2 separate regions of the Homo sapiens genome follow, and region 2 is linked to region 1. Evidence: chromatin loops called from intact Hi-C (ENCODE). Cell type or tissue: gastrocnemius medialis. All regions are shown on one strand. Each heading gives the region's core, and the rest is flanking DNA. Links, peaks and the distances in the headings are about the cores only.

What was found. Hi-C counts contacts between places; a loop is a spot of excess contacts. Peaks named below come from ENCODE experiments on the same cell type or tissue, not always from the same donor. Only the 100,000 strongest peaks of a DNase experiment are listed, where the experiment ranks them.
Region 2: a loop joins it to region 1, with 2.4 times the contacts of the local background. A loop is called at or near these places in 14 of 110 quality-filtered maps.

Annotation. Positions count from the first base shown.
Region 1 is chr19:18,842,450-18,853,450 of GRCh38, reverse strand. UPF1 (UPF1 RNA helicase and ATPase) reads right to left here. Exons shown (of 24, transcript NM_002911.4): 2 at 7,332-7,471; 3 at 5,618-5,707; 4 at 3,209-3,376; 5 at 2,583-2,763; 6 at 1,155-1,316; 7 at 380-464; 8 at 101-199. Among named protein-coding and RNA genes, the nearest start is that of UPF1, 16 kb to the right of the region's middle. RefSeq lists a silencer at 3,601-3,825 and enhancers at 4,373-4,492, 5,952-6,011. In gastrocnemius medialis, for the core only: CTCF peaks have their summits at 5,864 and 6,064 (motif pointing right); DNase peaks (open chromatin) are centred at 4,460, 5,181 and 6,070; H3K27ac peaks cover 4,286 bases.
Region 2 is chr19:18,757,770-18,768,770 of GRCh38, reverse strand. It overlaps CRTC1 (CREB regulated transcription coactivator 1), which reads right to left. Exons shown (of 14, transcript NM_015321.3): 7 at 9,180-9,220; 8 at 8,543-8,763; 9 at 3,243-3,367; 10 at 1-286. Among named protein-coding and RNA genes, the nearest start is that of COMP, 28 kb to the left of the region's middle. RefSeq lists enhancers at 1-166, 167-1,044. In gastrocnemius medialis, for the core only: no CTCF peak of the experiment used is centred there; DNase peaks (open chromatin) are centred at 4,580 and 6,100; H3K4me3 peaks cover 877 bases; H3K27ac peaks cover 2,832 bases.

The DNA.
Region 1 (11,001 bases), core at 1,099-9,098:
GCTGGCCCAGCAGTGAGCATCAAATCCACAGTGGCCTCCACCTGATGCCCCCACTTTCCTCTCCCACCAGCCGGCCACACCCTCTTCACATGAAGGATACTATCAGGGACCTTGATGACGTGGCCGATCCCTTTCCACAGGGGCGCAAGGTCCCCTTTGTACCGCAGGCATATCTCATCCCCCTGCATGAGCCGCATGTCTTGAGGTAAAAAAGTGAGAGAGGTGGCCATTTTAACCCACGCCGTCGCTTCCACCAGGGAGAGTTCAAATTAAGGGGCACTTTACAAGGGTGGAACTAGGAATTTATGCTACTTATGGTCACAAATATTTTAAAACTTAAAATCACCTCTTAACCAAATTATGACTAAATCCTCATTACCAGAGTCAGTCTTGGGCAAAGTGAAGTAGGCGATTCTCTTCTTGTTAAGGCCCAGGTCCCACCTGACAGTGATGTTATCTTGAGTCTGAGCACATGAAAAACAAGAGCCCCGGTTAGCCTCCAGCACAGGCCCGGGCCTGGCCTCCACATGCCCGAGGCCCCATGAGGCGGGCCCTACAGCAAGCCTCTGCCGTGAGAGCAGGCGCCGTGAGTGGCACCTGCAGCCCCAAATGCCACCAAGGGCACATCTGAAAGAGAAGCCATTAGGAGTCCCCGGAACACACACAGGCCAATCCCGTCTGGAGGCTTCACCGCACACCAGAGGCCTCCGTGGCCAGGGAGCAGCTGCTGTGGGAGGGAGGAAGAGAGAGAGGAGGGGAGGGAGGGACAGAAAGAGGAGGGGAGGGAGGGACAGAAAGAGGAGGGGAGGGAGGGAGGGGAGGTCAGCGCTCCAGGGCTCCCGTTGCCTAAATGTGGTCTTCACAGGGATCACGCCCGAGTCTAACTCTCGCAACTGTGGGCAAAGCTGTGGACCCCACTGGGAAAGATGTGTTGGATTTAAACAGAAAACACTGAGGCTGATGTCAGATCTGAGGGCGGGGGCTCAGACCACCGGGCTGCCAGGCCCGGATCCGCAAGTTCCAACTCTCAGGTGTCGCGGCTGCAGCCCACATCAGCTCCCACAGCCTGGAGAGAAAACCTCCCTCTGGAAGCCTGAGGAGAGAGCTGTGAGAGCCAGAGCCCACCCCAGGCCAAGCCCTCTCGCACACATCACCTGGGACTCCTTCAGCTTCTTGTCGTAGTCGGCCTCCAGCTTGACCAGGGGCCCGAATATGTTCTGGTACTGGTAGGCGTCCTCGTACCGCAGGAGGACATGCTGCGGCTCCTCGTCCACCCCCGGCTTCTCCAGGTCCTCCAGCGTGGCAGAAGGGTTTTCCTAGAAGACAACAACACCGCGCCACACTCGTCCTGTTTTTCCCTACATGCAAATGAACGAGGGCGCAGAGGCACCAGAGGGATGGAGCACACATGCCGCTTCTCAGAATGGGCCACGGTGGGTGGCATGGAGGGGTTCTGGCGCAGCCCCACCTGCAAGGAGAACCCTGGGAACGGGAACTCCATGCCACACAGGGAGCTGCACACCGGCCTGGCCCATGCCTGGGCCTCAGCTGCTGCTCCGCACCCCAGCGGGGTTCCGGTACTTGGGTGAACCTGCCTACAAAGCCCCAGGCACCAGCCTGACACACTGTCCACAGCAGAGGGCACCTTCAGAGCCAGCTGCTTCCTCCAAGTATGCCCAGCTTGTGAACGAGAGCAGCTAACCCGCCTCGCAGGCTGCCACAAAGACCACCGGTTTCTCTCGCTGTGTCCACAGCCCGGGAGGCCTGTCTCCCACGTCTGCTAACCCTGAGCCAGACCAACATGGGCCCGCAGCTCTTCCCCTGGGGGCCAGCTCCCTCAGTGAGTGCCATGCTGGTGGGGACAGGACATTTTCTGGGCTGTTCAGATATAAACGGGAATCATGAAATCATCTGGCAACCGGAAAATCCAAGTGGAAAGGTACCCGGCTGAACAATGCTTAAAAAAATATTTTAACTTGCACTTCATTTCCTATGTGAGATTTCTGACTGAATGGGAGGCAAATGAAAACTTCTAGCCTAGTTATTAGAACTACTTTATCACAAAATCCTAAACAGCTGGAAGCACAGAAAGGCTTCCGTGGGGAAAAGTGAGGGCTGTCTGTGGAAGGAGGGCCAGGCACCCACTACTTGACCCGGCACCCTCTCCTCTCCCCTCTGTCTCAGCTGACTGTGCCGACCTCGACACCAACCTATTTCCCCAGGACATTCTCGCAGCCCACCTGTCTGGGCAGGTTCAGGCTCTGCAGGACAAGTCTGCCCACAGCCAGCCCCATTCTTCCCCTCCCACCACCCATCCTCACCCCGGCAAGACAAGAAAAATTCCAGCAGCCAGAGCTTTCCTTTCCCCAAGGCCAGGATCTTCTCGGTCAGGTAAGGCTGCCTGGATGGAAGGTGACCAAGGTGCCCTGAGGTCATTCCACGTAGAGGTGGCAGAGGTCTGCCTGAATTCCTTTCAGAGAATCTCCAGCGGTCTCACTGGGTCAAGCCGTCTCTGAAGACACTCCCCTCCCCGCAACCAGAAACCACACGAAGGCACGGGTCGGCCCGCTGGGCAGCCCCACCTTCCACAGCTCCTCCAGCTTGTTGATCTGCTGTGCCGTGATCTGGCGTGCCCGCAGCTGCTCCTGCTCGGAGGGGATCTTGACCAGCCAGGACAGGAAGCAGCGGTCCTGGATCAGCGGCTGCCACTGCGAGCTGTCCCAGTTGATGTCCTTGAGGCTGCTCTGGCTGGCACAGGGCTGCCTGCAGAGCGGGAGGGGGCCGTGAGGACCAGCTCCCGTCCCTGAAGCCCCGGAGCAGGGAGGGCCCCCTCCCATGCTGACCTTTCACCCAAAGGGGCATGCCCTGCATTTTATTATGTGATCACATTACCTTCAAACTGTTAGTAATAAATCGCATCTCCCTGTGCACTTGAGCTCTGAACTCTTAAAACTCAGAACAGACTTTGTTTTTACAGAATTGTTTTTATGACTTAGCCAGAACGCCCCAAAAGAGTTACACGGCACTGCCGACTCCTTAACAAGCCTCAGCGCCTAAACGCTCTCATGCCTCACCCTTCAGCAAAAACCATCTTTGGAGGACAACTCCCTGGAGTTAGAGCCACGGCTGGGCTGGGCTGGGCCAAGGCTTGTGAGGAGACGGCTGGAGCTTAAAGGTCACCCCCAGGAGACATCTGGGGACCACTCACCTGCACAGCAGCACCACCACTGAGTCAGCTTTGGCCGGGATGAAGCCGAGGAGGAAGACGTTGCGACAGCCGCAGTTGTAGCACTCCAGGACTGTCTCCCCCAGGGGCCCGTCCTTGTGCAGGGTCACCTCTTTGCATTTTGCCCTCACAAGGTGATTTACAATGTGGCTGAAACCAGGAAATGATAAACGGTTAACACCCAAAATTTGGCTTTTCACCACTTCCAATTTTCGGGCCCCTGTTAAAAGTTCCGGTACCGTTCACGGTCCATTAGCAGAGGCAGTCACACCTCATCCATCTGGCATCTCTGGGGGCCAGCCCTCCCCCAAACTAGCTCCCCACTGAGCACAAAAATCAATCCCAACTTGAACCACTTTAAGGAAAACTTCCTTAACACGGTTCACATAGTTCCTGCCTTTTTTAAAAATCCTGCTTTCTTAAATCCAACTTATCAGGCCTAATTTAACCCATTGTTGGCCCAGGGCTGCTGTGGGGTCAGAGACATTTCCCACAAGGCCCCAGCCCCTTCTTTCCAAGGTCAACCCCCGCCACCATCTTCTGTGGCTTCTTCTGAAATCACTCCTCAGAGGCCCTGTGCCTACTTCCAGGAGCAACAGTCCCTCCTGCTTTGCTGCAGGCCGGGAAATCTGATAAGCAGGCGACTGGAAACCCCCGCAAAAAGCAGCAAAAAGGTTGAGCAGAGGCGGGGGCGGTTCTACAGAAGCCCAGGGCTGTGTGTGAAGCCCTGGCTGGCTCGGCTCCTTCCTTGCTGCGACGTGGCCAGGACACTGCTCACCTAAACCGCGGTCTGGGCTGAACCCTGCCCTGTGCCAAGCCAGCCACCCTCCAGCACCTATCTGCCGTATCTAACAAGGATGCCCAGCTGCTCTGCCTTTGGGCTCTTCCGGTGTCTCCAGCAGCTCTGAACACGCCTGCAGGGCCTCCCAGCCTTCCTCACCGCGCCCTCTCTCTTCCCCTCTGGAAAACCATTCTTGCCAAAAGCTTCAGCTCAGCTAATCTTCTAACCCTTCTCCCTGCCACGAGGCCCAGGATTCTCTAACCAGCCATGGCCACTCTGAGCATCTCCAAAGCCCGACTCCACTCTGGAGCCCTGCCGGCCACGTGGGCAGAATCAGCTGTCTCCGTGTCTTCTCATGCATCCTCACCCTGTCACAGCCAAGATCCCTAAGGGCCAGCGGCTGCTTCCTCACCTTCCCCTGGGCCTCGCACAGAATGCTCAGTGGTGCTTGGCTCAAGCCTGTTGTTTCTCAGAGGCCCTTTTGCTCACTTCCCTGTTCTTGGCTATGCTGACCGGAAGCTGGGGTTGCCAGCTAAGAGAAGTTTTATTTAGTTGCTTTTCCTGAACAAGAGGAACTAAATGCAAACATAGCAACACTTAAATTACCCAGAAGATTCTGAAAATGGGACAAGAATGTCTTTTGGTTATCCAGAAGATACCCTTCTTTAAAATCTTTTAAAAACAGCAGCCCCTTTCTGGCCTTGCTCATAACACCATATTTCAAGTTACTAACTCAGAGATGCCACGAGATCTGACTGCTCCATCTGTAACCCTCCGAGACCCACAGCTGTCAAAGGCACAGGAGGGGCTTGTGTCAGCACAAGTAAGCCTGCCTCCGGGCTTTGGTCATTTTCTTTCTCCAGAACGTGAACCTCAGAAAAAGACCCCACACTTCCTTGCTAGCACCTCGGAGCTCTGCCTCCCAGGCTCTGCTCCATCCTCTCCAGCAGTGGAGTGACCTGTACACAGCAACCTGGAGGGGAAGGGGAGCCGCTAGCACGGGACCCACCAGGACGAGAGTCCCACCACTCGGGCAAGACCATCGAACTCCCCCCTTGGAATTTGGGCACTGGGAGAACACTGTCCTGTCCCAAACACAGAACAAGCGACACAGTCCAGCTGCAGCTGATCAACATCAGGAAGGCAAGCCCAGCGCCGACGGTCAAGTGAACTTAATTGAAGCCGATGATTCAGGATCTGGCCTGAATTAGCCTCCGGACAGCTCCGATGAGCTCAGGCCAGAGCAAGCTTGCTCAGGAACCAGCGCCCCTGGATGCCCGTTACTGCCTTGGGAACATCCTCCCGTTAATGAAGATCAGCGGGTGTGCCAAGAGCTCATCTTGCAGAAAAATCGAAATAAAAACTGGGAAGGAGAATTAAGCCAACCCTACTTGCATAATAAAAAGAGCCACAGAGAATAAATCAAGGGTAAATACATTAAGGCATTCACACACCACCATCTGTTTCAAGTTAAACCAGTCACAGAGGAGGAAAAAACCCAGGTTTGTTAGCGTGATTTTATATTACGCTTTGCTTCAACATTTCCATAATTTACACACAAATCTGAGCACAGCACTGATTAAACACACATGCATGGTCTGATTATCTACCTGCCAGAAGTATTTCCACGTCCGTTGCAGAACCACTTCTTGCTGGTATTACAGTAAACCACGCAGGCAGGATCGTGTATTCCACAGTAACTAAAAAATCAAAACAGCGACAGTTACAGCTGGAAGCTTGCTCTCTGGTTTTCATTTGGCAAGATGTGAAATTCTTTCCTCTGACAACATTTTTAAGTTCTTCATTAAACACATACTCAACCCCAACAATCCCAGTAACCAAATCAAACCAGTTAACCAGGGCTTCTCAAATCCAAGAATGCAGGGAAGGGGTATGTGGCAGAAGCTCCGAGGGGATAAGGAGCAAAGCCACCTCCAAGGAGAGTCCTGCTGGAAGGAGGCCTCACTCCTCCAGGGCCATTCTAGTCCCCGTTCTTTGGCCTGAAATTCAGGAATCCAGCCTCAGACCCAGTGGTCATGGTGAACTCTGGGCTCCAGCAGAGGGCACTGTGCTCCCAGGGAGCTGGGCACAGACCCTGCAGCAGCAGCGCCCTGAAGCTCAGGCCCCGAAGCCCAAGCGAGGAGCCTCGGGAGAGCCTCACCCCACCACTGGCTGTGGTTTTCTGAAAATCCACATACCAAACCCAAAAATACTAGCTCCCCAGAGCTGCACCAGGACTTATGGCCATCTCTGTGTGTTAAGAGAACACAATTACATACACGAAAACATCTGTAAATGAGAATGAGTGAAGAGCTGAGATGCAGGAAAGAGTGCCTGCCCACCAAGCCTAGCGAAGAGCAGCCTCAGTCCCGGAGCGCTGGGCAGCACGCGGGCAAGGAGCTGCAGGGAGGGCCCCAAGTGGGTGCCCACAGACAGAGGCAGGGCTCAGGCCCAAACCTGCCGTGACTGTCGCTCAGGCTGGAGTGCAGTGGTGCGATCTCGGCTCACTACAACCTCCGCCTCCCGGGTTCATGTCATTCTCCTGCCTCAGCCTCCCAAGTAGCTAGCTGGGACTACAGGCGCCCGCCACCATGCTTGGCTAATTTTTTGTATTTTTAGTGGAGACAGGGTTTCACCGTGTTAGCCAGGATGGTCTCGATCTCCTGACCTCGTGATCTGCCCACCTCGGCCTCCCAAAGTGCTGGGATTACAGGAGTGAGCCACCGTGCCTGGCCAAAACCTTCTCCCCTCTTCTAATCTACATTTCCTCACTTGTGTGTCACAAAAATACAGAAATAAGCCTCAACAAGGGACGATCCCACTCGAGATGAGAATTCTAAATTTGTCAACATGCAGGTCTATCCACTAACTACTGTCTTCACATCCAATTCTCCAGGCACGGCCAAGGCAGCGGGAGGCAGGGATGCCCCAGAACCCTGCAGCAACTGCTTTGTGAGGGTATCTCAGCTGCTCCACTCACCCTCCCACCCCAGATGCTCACCCAATGCCATGACAAATTCTTTCTATGAGTGAGTGCGCAGGTACCAGGCAATGCCCCCAGGGTCTGAGGAGGCCAAAGGAAGGAAAACTTTTCCCACCAGCTGGTGAATTCAGGGTGTCGGAGGTTGCTGAGCCCACCTCCTGACCGGTAACAGGCCTTGGCTGTGCACATGGCCTGAGCAATTTCCTTACTCCCGAGGACACCGCCACCCAGAGTCACAGCACAAGGGCGCCACCCTGTACCTGGGAGGTGAGTGTCCCAGGCCCATGCCAGAGGCACCCACCTGTCCAGCACATGCCCAGGCCCAGCTGAGCTCAGCTCACCTGCAGGCGTGTATGGGGAGGTCCTTCGTGTAATAGGTGTCTTCTTCATCTTCCTCGAAGTTCAACTCAGCCAACAACTGGCTGGTCTTGGCTACACTGTCGTCCACAGCCCCGTTCTGCAGGATGCCTTCGGGCCCAACCTGCAGCAGAACGCAGTGTCACCTGAGTGAGGCTGCAGCTTCCAGGACTCAGTGCAGAAGAACCAGCCTCGATGACTCTGGTGTGACACCCTGGCCTCATCTCTGCTTTGAGACAGTTTCCCTTGTTCTGACTGGATTTCACTCTTCTCTAGCAAACCTACCTGGCCAAAAAAGGGCCACTGGTGGCCTTCTACACCCCCCGGTCCCCCACACAGCTGGTCTAACCCCCGCCTAGCCACAGAGCCATGTCCATGCCCACAACCAGGATGCTTAGGAAGATGCTTCTTTCCCATGACTGAGGACCACAAGGAGCAGGGTGACTTTTACAGACTGACAGCAGTGTGCCCTGAGGACAGCTTCATGATGCCAGACCCACCACAGTGTAAGGCTCATCAAACACTACGAAGCTGCCACCCATGCAGATGTGGAAATGTCACTGGCCACATCCACTGCCACCTCACCCTCCCCATCCCTTCAAGGCAGCCCTCTCCTGAGGATGAAGTAGAAACTGAACACTGAGATACCCTTGGCAACCGAGGCCACACCCTCACTGAAGGCGCCTCTTCTATGTTCAGCAAAGGCAGACAGCGCATGGCTCTAAGTCATCAGGCCACAACTGCACAGGACACTTGCAAGGAGACCACACAGCCACTGGGGCTCCTCATGCCACTCCCAAGTACCAGCACCTCAAATGACATGGCCAACAGTCCCTGGCATGGCCCCCATAGGCCACCTAACCCCACCACGGGGTCAGGCAGCGGGAGCACTGTGTCATGGCAGAACACAAGGTGGCACAAAATTAAGGGCCAGGGAGGAGTGATGGGAGCTCCCCTAGGGACGGCACCAAATCTCCCACTGCCAGTCCCAGCACCCCAGACAGCCCCTCGGCCTAATGCCCTTGCTGTGTGATGCAGCACCTGTGCGAGCCTAGGGACAGGTGCTCATGGGGAGCAGCACCCCACAGAGGCCCCTCCAGCCCGCCTGGCTGGGGTGCATGGGCACGTGCTACCTGCACGCACAGATGCACACTGGGCCCAATGCTGCCCTGCAGTGATCTGGTCACAACACAAGCTGACTTCTGGGTTAACTTCTCCCTTCACTCTCTGAAAAGTTTCAAGATAAAACATTAATTTCAAAAATATATTTGACCCTAGGAACTATCATGAAATGAGGTAAAACAGCAGTAGGGGACAGTGCCTGGCACAGAGAAGTTCCACAGCCCACGCCAGGGGACATGATGGGTGAAGGACAAGAGGGTCATCATCTTCAGCTGGCACAGAGCTGCCACTCCAATAAAGTCCTTTGAGGCTGTCAACTTATCCCCTCACCAGGGAGGCTCTGGAGGGGCAAGGCCTCCCTGTACCCATCCCAGGCATTCACCAAGAAGCAGCTCCTCGGCAGGGCGGATCACCTGAGGTCAGGAGTTCGAGACCAGCCTGGCCAACATGGTGAAACCTCGTTTTTACTAAAAAGGCAAAAAAAAAAAAAATTAGCTGGACGTGGTGGCACGTGCCTGTAATCTCAGCTACTTGGGAGGCTGAGACAGGAGAATTGCTTGAACCCAGGAGGCGCAGGTTGCAGTGAGCTGAGACCGTGCCACTGCACGCTCCACCTTGGGCAACAAGAGCAAAACTCCATCTCAAAAAAAAAAAGAAAAAAGAAAAACCCAAACCCCCCCCCGGCCCCCAAAAAAAGCAGCTCCTCCCATCACCTCTGCTCTGGACACAGTATTTAAAGACGTATCCTAGAATTCCCACTTCCTAGTCATACACGAGGCCCCAGAGCTGGAGTCTCTAACTCCTTTAGTTCTGGATGTGAACCTAGCTACGACTAAAACCACATCCTGGAAGTCCATCTAAGAGCTGTACAGGGGCTTTCTGCCCAGAGACATGCTCCAGAACTCAGACCGTGCATCAGGGCAGCACAACAGTAGGTCACTTCAAGGCTAGGAATGGTGGCTCACACCTGTCATCCCAACACTTTGGGAGGATCGCTTGAGCCCGGGAGTTCTCAAGACCAGCCTGGGCAACACAGCCAAGATCCTGTCTCCACAAAAAAATACACAAACGAGCCAGGTGTGGTGGCGCACACTTGTAGTCCCAGCTAATCAGGAGGTTGAGGCCGGAGGATTGCTTGACCCCAGCAGGTCAAGGCCGCTGTGAGCTATGATGGTACCACTGAACTTTAGCCTGAGCAACAGACCAAGACCCTGTCTCTCTTAACAACAACACACACACACACACACACACACACACACACACAAGCCTGGCCAACATGGCAAAACCCCATCTCTACTAAAAATACAAAAGATTAGCTGGGCATGGTGATGCGCACCTGTAATCCCCGTGCAGGAGAATCGCTTGAACCCAGGAGGCGGAGGTTGCAGTGAGCCGAGATCACACCACTGCACTCCAGCCTGAGTCACAGAGCAAGACTCTGTCTCAAAAAAAAAAAAAAAAAACAAAGAAAGTCACTTCATTCCCACAGACGAAAACCACAGAAATTCAAAAACTCAAAAATCCCCCCAAATGTGCCATCATAAACTCTCAGGCCGCAGACATCTACTCCAACATTTGCACCACTGTCTGCATTTGCCAGCACCCAGGCCTTGCACCTGCTGTTCCCTCAGCCTCAGGGTGAGGTCCACAGGGTGCCTCTCAGGCAGGCATCCTCTGACCCCACCTCAAGGCCCCCGTGGGGCATTGTCTGTCCTGCTCCCTGCCATGAGCCCAGCACCTAGATGGAGCCTGCACCCCAGGAGGCCCTCAACATTGTTGGCTAAAGGCCAAGCTCAAAAGGCAAAGCAGCTCATTCCTGATTCTCTAATTCCAAGGCTTAAATAAAAGAGAGGGCAGGAGGCCAGGCGTGATGGCTCATACCTGTAATCCCAGCACTCTGGGAGGCCAAGGCAGGAGGATCTTGAGCCCAGGGTTTGAGAATAGCCTGGGCAAGATAGTGAGGCCCCATCTCTATTTAAATTTTTTTTTTTTTTGAGACGGAGTTTCACTCTCGTTGCCTACGCTGGAGTGCAATGGCGCGATCTCGGCTCACCGCAACCTCTGCCTCCCGGGTTCAAGCGATTCTCCTGCCTCAGCCTCCCAAGTAGCTGGGATTACAGGCATGCGCCACCACGCCTATTTTTAGTAGAGACAGGGTTTCTCCATGTTGGTCTGGCTGGTCTCGAACTCCCAACCTCAGGTGATCCACCCACCTTGGCCTCCCAAAATGCTGGGATTACAGGTGTGAGCCACTGCACCCAGCACCCCCCCAAATTTTTTTTAATTAAAAAAATTGTAAAGGAAAAAAAGGGGAGGGAATAGGAAGTTCACCACACCCTCAGAGTGATGACTGCCAAGAAGCTGCAGGGTCTCTGAGCCCTCTCAAGGCAGAGGGTTGCCAGGAGGTCTGGCCCCCAAACTGGAAGGATTCTGCCCTGATATTTCCTCTTATTTTGAAAAATTCCAAAGCTACAGAAATCCGACCCCCACACCCCTCCAGCTGGACACTCTCCATCACATCCCCCTGCACTC
Region 2 (11,001 bases), core at 1,753-9,752, 85 kb after region 1:
ATGGCTGGCCAGGGTTCTCTGGGGGGGACTGGGGGAGAGAGGACGGTACCGTGACTGCAAGCGGGGGCGGCTGTGGCCCACGAGTCAGGCTGGCGCTGGGCAACAGGGGGCCACCAGGGGGCAGGCGGACGGGCGCCTGTGGGGGTGGCGGGGGTGGTGGCTGCTGGGACGCGGGTGGAGGAGGCGGCGGGGGCTGGGGCTGCGGCGGTGGCTGCTGGGAGCCCGCCTGGGTGAAGAAGGCGTAGGGCAGCTGCTGCTCCAGAGACAGGGCGTCCATGGCTACAGCCTGCAGGAGAGGAGAGCGTCAGGCAGGGCGGGCCCTGGTTGTCAGCGCCTGGCCCCCTCGGGCCCCCATAGCCTGGCATGCTCAGCAGGCGAGGTGGAAGGGCCCTGTGATCACAGGCAGCCCCTGGGCTGGGTGCTCCTCACGATGAGGGAGCCCAGGCTAGAGAGGGTGGGCCTCACGCAGGGCCCCAAGGGGGTCAGCTGGAGCTGGGCAGGACCTGACCTCCTCCAGCTTGTTGTGCCTGCACCCGCACTACATGCCGTGCAGCTCAGGCCAGTCCACCAGCTGCAGGGCAAGCCCAGGATGGCCATCCCTGGTGGCTCAGTGAGCAGCCAGCTCCCAGCCCCTGTGGGTGCTGCGGGGAAACCTCAAGTGATCCACTGGCCTTGCCTTCCCAAACCCCCCCGCCCAAAGCCTTGCCCACTCTGGGGATGCTGGAGAGGCTGGGGTTGCTGGAGATACCAGCATGGCCCCTCACCAAGGGCTGGCTCAGGCCTTCGCAGAGCTGGAAAGAGGAAAATCAATAAGAGGGAAGTGTGTGACGTTCACTGTCTGTGTGGAAACTCACAGCCAGGGGCTACCAAGCTGACAGTCCTTGGGAAAGGTGGGGTCCCTGCCCTCTAAGAAAGGCTGAGCGTGCCCAGGAGCTATGGAACAAAAACCACTTAGCAGGATGCCCGGCCTCTGAGGACCAGTGGGTCATTTGTGAAGAGAAAGGAGTTTCCAGATAGAGGGAAGGGGCAGGTGTCAGATTAAGACAGCCTAGCTCACAAAGTGGCTGAAGACACAGCTGCCAGGAGCCAGCGCCCACAGCTCTGTCTGGATCTTGATCTGAATAAGACACCTTTGTAAGCAGACAGGAGACATGGGGGCCGAGGGGCGGGGAGAAATGGAGTCCGGGCCGGGCATTGCCAGGTACCAAGGAACTACCATTAACTTCGTTGTAGGTGGACAATGCCACTGTGGTTACATTAAAAACAAACAAGTGACGGGCGCGGTGGCTCACACCTGCAATCCCAGCACTTCGGAAAGCTGAGACAGGGTGATCACTTGAGGTTGGGAGTTTGAGACCAGCCTGGTCAACAAGACGAAACTCTGTCTCTACTAAAAATACAAAACTCAGCTGGGCATGGTAGGCACATGCCTGTAATCCCAGCTACTTGGGAGGCTAGCACGAAAATCGCTTGAACCTGGGAGGCAGAGGCTGCAGGAGAGCCAAGAGCACGCCACTGCACTCCAGCCTGGGCGACAGAGTGAGACTCTGTCTCAAAAAAAAAATTAAATTAAAATTAAAAAATAAAAAAATTTTAAAAATGTCAAAGTTCTCTGTTAGGGTTTTTTTGTTTTGTTTTTAAAAAGACAAAATGGATAAATTTCTAGAAATGCACAAATGACCAAAACTGACTCAAGAAAAAACAGAAAACCTGAATAGCCTTATAAGAAGGAGATGAGATTGGAAACTTCCCAACACATTTGAGCTAAGACACAGGTGGCTGCACTGGTGAATTTTACCAAACCTGGGACTACAGGAATTTACCATTACACCCGCCTAATTTTACCAAACTTTTAAAGAGGAATTAAAAATACTTCCAAAAAATAGAAGAGAAGTGAACATTCCTAACTCATTCTATGAAGCTGCATTGATTAGGTAAAAAAGAGGGAAGATTCAAATTACTAAAATCAGAAAATGAAAATGGGAACTTTGCTACCAACTTTACGTAAATAAAAAGGATTACAAGGCTGGGTGTGGTGGCTCACGCCTATAGTCCCAGCACTTTGGGAGGCCGAGGTGGGCAGATTGCCTGAGGCCAGGAGTTCGAGACCAGCCTGGCCAACATGGCAAAACCCCATCTCTATTATTATTTTTTTTAATTAGCCAGGCGTGGTGGCGGTCACCTGTAATCCCAGCTACTCAGGTGGCTGAGGCACAAGAATTGCTTGAAATTGGGAGGCAGAGTTGCAATGAACCAAGATCACGCCACTGCACTCCACCCTGGGTGACAGAGCGAGACTCTGTCTCAAAAATTTTTTTAAAAAAGGGATTACGGTCAGGCGCGGTGGCTCACATCTGTAATCCCAGCACTTTTGGAGGCCAAAGGAGGCAGATCACTTGAAGTCAGGAGTTCGAGACCAGCCTGGCCAGCATGGTGAAACCCCATCTCTACTAAAAATACCAAAAAAAAAAAAAAAAAAAAAATTAGCCAGGCATGGTAGCACATGCCTGTAGTCCCAGCTACTTGGAAGGCTGAGGCAGGTGAATGGCTTGAACCCAGGAAGCAAGGTTGCCGTGAGCCGAGATCATGCCACTGCACTCCAGCCTGGGCTACAGAGCAAAACTTCGTCTTAAAAAAAAAAAAAAAGGATTACAAAAGAGTATTATGAAAAATTTTCTGCCATCAAGTTGGATAGCAAAGACGAAATGGACAAATTCCTAGACACATACAAACTACCCAAAAAAGTAGACAAGCAAATACAGCAAATTGAAAAATCAAAAGCTAACCTCTTGAGTTTTTTCTTTTTTTTTGAAACAGAGTCTCACTCTGTCTCCCAGGGTAGAGTGCAGTGGTGTGATCATGGCTCACTGCAGCCTCCACCCCCTGGGCTCAAGTGATCCTCTCATCTTAGCCTCCCTAGTAGCTGGGACCACAGGCGCACACCACCATGCCCAGCTAATTTTTGTATTTTTTGTAGAGACGAGGTTTCACCATGTTGGCCAGGCTGGTCTCGAACTCCTGACCTCAACTGATCCACCCGCCTCAGCCTCCCAAAGTGCTGGGATTACAGGCATGAGCTACGGCACCCGGCTTGAAAATTTGATAATAAAAACTAAAAGTGTTGGGAGCATTCTCAAGGTTTTGTGGCCTCCTGGAAGGAACAGGAGGCCTTCTAAGAGGTAGAGCCAGGCCTCCACCTTTCCCTTTCCCCCTCCCACCTGCCCCCCACCTTGCCCTCGCACCTGAGTGATGGGTGACAGCGGGGACAGGGTGGGCGATGCCTGCTGACGCCTTGCCTCTGTGCTCAGGGACAGGGGGCTGACGCCAGCTGGGCGGTGCTGTGGAGAGGAGCCAGGTGTGCTCATTCCTAGAGAGGAAGTAGGAGGGAGGGAGAGCAGGTGTGAGACTGATCACTGAGAAAGGGCTGCTTACACACCCACAGTCACACTGCATGGGAATAGCTCAACTGCTCAGACAGAAGCCCATGGACATGTCCCAACTGCCAAACCTGGGCACCCCCCGAAGGCCCTGATTCCTGACCCGAGGGTCCCACAGTCCTGCAGAGTCTGTTCTCCTTCCTTCCAGGAAGGGGGTGTCTCACAGCCAGCCAACCAGCACATCCCCATCTCTGGAGCATAAGATTGGCCCCCAGATGGGCATGTAACCAGGCTGGCCCAATGAGAGCCTTCCCAGGGGCTTTGGATGGAATTCCAGGAAGGGCTGTCTGAAGCCGTGTGTGGGGCATCCTGTGGCGAGGTGAGGAGCCAGCTGAAGGGCTGCAGGGGAGAGGCAGCATCTGAGCCTGCTTCCCACTTTCAGGAGACAATAAATGGTTTTTTTTGGCTGAAAATGGCTTGGGTTGTGGTTAGCTTCAAGCCAGCAGGCCCTGCCCAATGCTGTGGTTTTGCCCACCACCTCGTGGATCTTGCCCTCCTTCAGTGAATGTGCCCATTCCTGCAGCTGCTTCTCTTGGCCCCCAGACCTGAGCACCTGCTATCCCCTATGTCCCACAGCCACTTCCTCCTCCCCAGACCTGGTGCATTCCCCAAGCTGCAGTGCCACCCATCAGGCTGTCTGAACTAAAGAATGTCACTCCTTAACATCCTTCCCCCTCTCTGCCCTGGGGTCTGACACATCATTCCTGCTGGAGGTCCTGCCAGGAGCCGCCTCATCACCCCTTCCCTCACCCCGGCCCCGAAGGCCCTTGCACTGAGCAACCCAATCCTTGGATTCTGCTGCAGTGATGAAGCTGGGTGAGGTCAAGTTCAACATGGCAGTAGCTGGGGCTGGCTGGGTTATTGTGGGCACCATGCCAGGCAGGCAACAGGCCCCTCGATGGCAGGAGGACCCCTGCGAGCCTGGCCTGACCCCCATCCACTCTGGAGACTTGGTTCCCTGGTTGGTGAGATGGCGACGATAACAGCCGCCCTCTCCGGTTCAAAGTGAGGCCCTGGTGAGGTCAGGAGCAGTCTCTGAAGAGCATCTGGCCTGCAGTCAAGGCGGGGGTGAAGCCGCCTGACTCACCCCAGGAGATCTGGGCACCAGATTAACCTTGTTCCGGCAGATGAGACGGCGGGTGCGTGGGCCCATGGGAACACACCCGACAAGCGCCGAGGGGAGATGACAGCCTTGTCCGTGCCCAGGGCAGCTGCTCACCGGGGCGAGCTCGGTCACGCCTGCACTTCCCCTCGGATGCCCTGGCAGCTCTGCTTGGCTGCGCACTGTGGGAGGAAGCCTGGTGCTGTTGACTGCTCCCCAGGCAGCAAGCGCCCTTTGCAGGCCCTGGCGTCCAGGGAGGCATCAACAGAGGCCTGGACGGGAGGATGTGGGGGAAGCCTGCTCAGAGCACACTCAGAGTCACGACCCTGGGCCACTCCCTCATCTTCTCCTGAGTGTCCGCCACTTCGTGCGTCCAGCAGGCCGAGAGATGCTCAGTGCCCAGGTCAGAAGCAGAGGTCGGGCTCGGTACAAAGTAGGGGCAAACGTCAGGAGCGTGTGAGGGTATGGATGTGGGACGACAGGGGCGGGTGGGGCCTGAGGCAAACCAGAGCACTGTGGCCCGTCTCGAGGTGCAAGACATCGGCCATGGCCACTGGGCTGTCTGATTCTTCAAGAGCAGCCAGAAATCTGGTGTTCTACGGGCATTCCCCTGGTTTTTCAATGTTGATTCTAAGTACAGTCAAGCATCACTTAACAATGGGGGTGACTTCTGAAAAAACGCGTTGTCCGGCGATTTCATGGCTGTGCATGAGGATCACAGGGCAACTTACACAAACCTGGATGGCAGAGCCTCTGCACACCTCGGCCAGACGGTAGGGCCCTTGTTCCCAGGCTACAAACCTGTACAGGGTGACCGTCCTGAATACCGTCGGCCAGGCACAGTGGCTCACGCCTGTAATCCCAGCACTTTGGGAGGCTGAGGCAGGCGGATCACCTGAGGGCAGGAGTTTGAGATTGGCCTGGCCAATGTGGTGAAACCCCGTATCTACTAAAAATACAAAAATTAGCCAGGCGTGGTGGTGGGCGCCTGTACTCCCAGCTACTCGGGAGGTTGACGTAGGAGAATCGCTTGGGACTGGGAGGCGAAGGTTGCAGTGAGCCGAGATCACACCACTGCACTCCAGCCTGGGTGACAGAGTGAGACTTTGTCTCAAAAAAAAGAAAAAAAAAATTAAAAACAGTAGGCAACTGTAGCACAATGGTAAGGACTTGTGTGTCTAAGCCTAGAAAAGGAGCAGTAAGACACAGCATTATACTCTGATGGGGCCACTGCCGATTATGTGGTTTGCTGTTGTCAGAAACGTCAAGATGTGGCGTGTGGCTGTATTACAGATGCACAACTGTGGGCCCACACGAAACATACCATGGGCTGGATTTGGCCCTTGGGCTGCCAGTCTCTAATGTCTGCCCTGAATACAAGGGAGTTTTTAATCTTCCACTGGCTGCAAAGTGAGCTCTCGGCCACCCCTGGAGAGGCCAGTTGGCCCAGGAGGGCGGACGGGAGCCTTGCTGTTGAATTCCTTTTGGCAACCTGGCTCACCTTTGGGAACAGGCACAGAGCCAGCTGGAGGGGAAGTCTGGAGCGGGCAGGGAGAGCTGCCAGGGGAGGGCGGGCCAGGTGTCAGGGCCCGCCCGGCCTCAAAGCTGGGCCAGGAAGGAGGAGCCAGGGCCTGCCCTCCTCCTGCACTCTGGAAAGCAGCCAGGGATATGGGAAATGTAGATGGAGCCAAGCGGGGTACTGTCTCCTCGGCCGCGAAGGCCTCTGTCTTCCTTCCTGAGGGAGCTCACGTTCTGACTGGCGGGTGGGCTTGCGAGGAGGGAGGGGGCCACCTTCGTGTGTGCCAGGGGCCGGCAGCTCGGCTTGATTTAAAAGGCGTCCAGAAAGCAAAGCCCCTGCCAGGCGAGCTGCTTGGGCGGCAGGTTCACAAACAACCCAACACATGTCAGGCATTACCGGGCCGCTCTGGCCAGCGCCGGCTCCAGCTTCCACGTATGTTGTGTGTTTCCTTGTGCTTGTTTAGACTGGGTGCCTGCTGGAGGTGCGCAGCTCCCGGGCGGGCGCTGGGGACCTGCCAAGGACCCTCCAGCGGGAAGGGGGCCATGTGCTCTGGTGGCCGTGAAGAGATGTGAGGGGAAAAGCAGGGGCTGGGAGATGGTGGCTTCTATGCGGGGCAGGGGTACCTGCAGCCCCAGCGCTGACCTTCAGCTTTCTGGTTCTGCGCAGGTGCGTGTGGATGCCGCCTGCCTGGCCCTGTCTATCTGGAGACAATGAAGAGGGCTCCTCCGAATCGGCTGTGTTTTCTGGGCCTTCTCTGGTGCCCTCTGTCCAGTGGCAGAGCCCCGCGGGCCCAGGGCCCAGGGCCCAGGTGTGGGAGTCAGAATGCAGCCTCAATGCGCTCGGGCTGGGGCCCTGTTCCCTCTTCACTATTCTAGTCCCCATGCCCTCCTCCAAAAAACCCAGGAACATTCACGCCACCCTCCACGCCCCTTGCCTGCCCCTGGCCCTGCTGGCACCAAAGCCAGGAACGCCTCCAGGCTCCTCCCTCTCCTTCACTCCCTGCATCAACCCAGCTCCCAGGCTGGCCAATTTCACCCTGGAGTCTCCAGGCAGAGCCCCCAATTGGGGTGCTGTCCTGCTCCAGTGGCCGCCCCTCCCAAAAGCTCCTTCTTCCAGGGCAGCCAGGGGGACTCCGCCAGTTACAAATGTAAGCATGTGACTATCTCATAGAAAGCCCTGCCTGGTGCTGCCTTCCAAGCCTGGGGCAGAGGCAGGATGGGCTGGTGGAGTGGGCCGGGGCCGGTTCATTCTCCAGCTCTGGGGCAAGACAGAGCACAGCAAGGTGGCGTCTGTCACCCCCACCCCCAGTGCATCCCCCACAGCCCCTCCAGCCTGTCCCACCCCCCAGGACTAGTTGGGGCCACGCCATTTCTCCTCCTTGGAAGCCAGGTGCCTGCCACCCCCGGGATGCAGGTCACACACTGCACAGCCAATGGGGACGCAGGCAACAGCTAAGGACGGAGCAGCAACGTGGGCCAGGGCAGGGGTGCAGGAAAGCAACGCGGCAGTAGAGGCCAGGGCCGGGACGGCCTTGCCAAGGGGACTAGCTCTGACCAGGGCAGGGCAGGGCAGGGGAGGGAGGGAGGCCTGCAGCCTCCTGGAGAGGAAGGACTACATGTGCAGAGGCCCTGAGGTGGGACTGGGGCTAAGTTCAGAGGGTGGAGGGTGGGCCAGGGTGGACATCCCAGACCCTGGAGGCCTCAGGCTTTCACTGAGAGGGAGCTGGGGGCCGTGCGAGGTCCCAAGTGGAGGAAGCCATGGCTGGTGGCTGTTCTAGGTGGGGAGGGGGCTGGGGGCCTGGGGAGAGGAGCCAGGTCAGGCCAGGTCCTGAGGGCGGAACCGACAGGACACGCTGACAATGGGTCAGGTCCATGTCTGGGAAAGGACAGAGGAGTTGGGGGACACCTCTGCAATCAGTGCAGCCACAGGAGGGGGGTCCCGGGGGAGCAGGGCGGCAGCAGCGCCAGGAGCTATTGGGACGGGCGAGGGGCCTGTGCGACGTCCCTGTGGATGTGGCTGAGGAAGAAAGGAGTGTGGAGCTGGAGACGGGTGGGGGTGGTGGTGCTGGGATGTGACAAGTAGGTGGTCACTGTCAGATGTCGGGTGGAGGAAGCAGGTCAGGCCTGGTCCCGCCCCCCAATGAGGGGCTGGGGTCGAGGAGGGGCGGAGGGAAGGCCTGGCCCACCCCAGCTGCGTTAAAACTCCCAGGGCTTCCCTCCTGGACTCCCCAAAGCACCATCACACACCCTCAAACCCACTGTCTGGTGTCTGGGGGCACCAGGCACTCCTTTCCACCAGGCCTGTACCCAGGCCCCACCCCTACCTGGGATGCCTGTGCCCGCTGGGTCAGCCTGTCGGCCGCCCCCCAGCCCTGTCCCCCATGCCCTAGTATTTGGAACGGGACTCTGCCAAGTCATCCTGCAGATGCCCGTGTTGTCTCCACAAGCCAGTGCTCTGTCCGAGGGCGGAGTGTCCCTGCCTTACCCTGGCCGGCGCCACCGATGCCCAGGTGCGTCAGGTTGGCCGCGAGGTTGCCGGTGCTGCTGGAGCTGCTCAGTGCAGGGAAGGTGGGCTCCTCGGGGTCCAGCGGGGTCGGGAGCGGGGAGGGGAAGTGGATGTTGGTCAGGTCGGGCAGGGACCCCCCTGTGTTGTGGGTGGCGGGGATCAGGGCTGTAGTGTTTTCCTGGTCGGCAGACGGGAAGATGCTGGGAAAAGGCCAGAGGCAGGCAGGAGGTGAGCTCATGGGGCGGGGCTGGCGGCGGGGACAGGGGGCTGGCGGGAGAAAATCAGCGGGTGCAAAAGGCCACCCCCCATCAGGTGCCGTGTGCTTGGGAAACCACTGTTGGCTGGCACCAGGCTGAGACCTTGGAAAGCAGCCTATCACCCGGTGAGGACGGTGGGGGGCCTGGGGGCAGCAACCTCCCTGAACCCAGGAGAGGGCATCATCCCTGGGAATGAGGTGCCTGAGGGGTGGGCATGTGGGGGCTCTGTCACTGGCCTCTGGTCACACAGTGTCCCTCTTGCAGGGACTTGCAACCTCAAGAGAGTGGACAGAATGCCCCAGGGTGGACGGAGCAGCGCAGCAGATGCAGTGTGCGGGGTGGGCCCTGTGGAGACTTACTTGATTCCGGGGACCTCACAGGACTTGGGCCTGGACCCCGTCTGAAAGAGAAGACAGGAGAGCCTGAGCCCTGGGGCACACCCTGTGGGGCCCTCCTCCTGGGCACTGGGCCTCCTTGAAACGGCTGATCTTCCCACAAAGCCCAGAGATGCATCATGAGAACCAAGCTTGCTGGGGCCGCAGAGCCCCACAGATGGAGGACAGGGGCACCGCCCCAGGGTGGAGGGGCGGGCCCCAGACATGCCCAGCGCGAAGCCAAGAGTTGCACAGAGAGGGTCTCCCTATGGGTCCCCTCCCCCTGCTCCTGCCCTCAGTGGGCAGTCTCTTTTCAGAGGAGTCTGGGGAGAACATGGCATGTGGATCTTTTTAAATTTTTATTCTATTTCATAGAGACAGGATCTCACTTTGTCACCCAGGCTAGAGTGCAGTGGTGTGATCACAGCTCGCCGCAGCCTCAACCTCCTGAGCTCATGATCTTCCCGCCTCAGCCTCCCGAGTGGCTGGGACCATAGGCACGCGTCACTGCACTGCGCCCGGCTGCTTTTTAAATTTTGTGTAAAGCGCCTCTTGACACTCCCAACGCTGTACCACAGCAGTCAGCAGCCAGCACAGTAGAGGGGCCTCTGCTAAGCTGGCCGCCCTAAGCCCTGGTACCCGAGGCTAAGTGTCCCTAGAGCTGTCCCCAACCATCCATGCTGTTCCCAGATCATGGTGGCAGGGGTTCCGGGGGCAGGAGTTGCCTCTGTCCAGTGCCCACCAGGCAAGTTTGTGAGCAGCCACCAGTCTCCAGGGAGTGAATCAAGCCCAAGGCCCAAAGGAGGGAAGAACTGAGTCAGGGGAGACCCAGGAAGCTTGGACCTGATGCCCTAAACTCAGTTCAGAGGTCACTGCCCCTGTCTTGGGGCTGACCAGCTTTGCAGCAGAGACCTAGACATGTGACTTCCCCGGGGACCCTCAGGGTCTGCTACTTCCTGAGAGTCCCGAGACGTCCCTCTGCTATGTGGGCAGCCACACTCATCCCCCACTGACTAGGGCTTGGGTAGCCCTCAGCATGACACTGGTTTTTCTGCTTGGCTGAGGAGCACTGTCAGGACACTTTCGGGACATGGACATGGTGTATGGAAAGGGCCCACAATAGGCTCCTCTTGGACTGTGGCCCACAGAGCCTTTGAAGTTCAGGGTCTCGGGAAGGGCTCCTCTGCCTTTTTTTTCTTTCTTTTTTTTTTTTTTTAGAGACGGAGTCTCACTCTGTCTCTCAGGCTGGAGTGCAGTGGCACGATCTCAGCTCACTGCAAGCTCCGCCTCCCGGGTTCACCCCATTCTCCTGCCTCAGTGTCTCGCGTAGCTGGGACTACAGGTGCCCGCCACCAAGCCCGGCTAATTTTTGTATTTTTAGTAGAGACGGGGTTTCACCGTGTTAGCCAGGAGGGTCTCCATCTCCTGACCTCATGATCCGCCCACCTCGGCCCCCAAAGTGCTGGGATTACAGGCATGAGCCACGGTGCCTGGCCTCTTCCGCCTTTTAAAAAAATGTTTAATTTTAGTTTTAATTTTTTATTTTTATTTAATTTTTTGAGACAGAGTCTGGCTCTGTCGCCCAGGCTGGAGTGCAGTGGCACGATCTCGGCTCACTGCAAGCTCCACCTCCCAGGTTCACGCCTTTCTCCTGCCTCAGCCTCCCGAGTAGCTGGGACTACAGGCACCCGCCACCACGCCCGGCTAATTTTTTTTGTATTTTTAGTAGAGACGGGGTTTCACCATGTTAGCCAGGATGGTCTCGATCTCCTGACCTCATGATCTGTCCACCTCAGCCTCCCAAAGT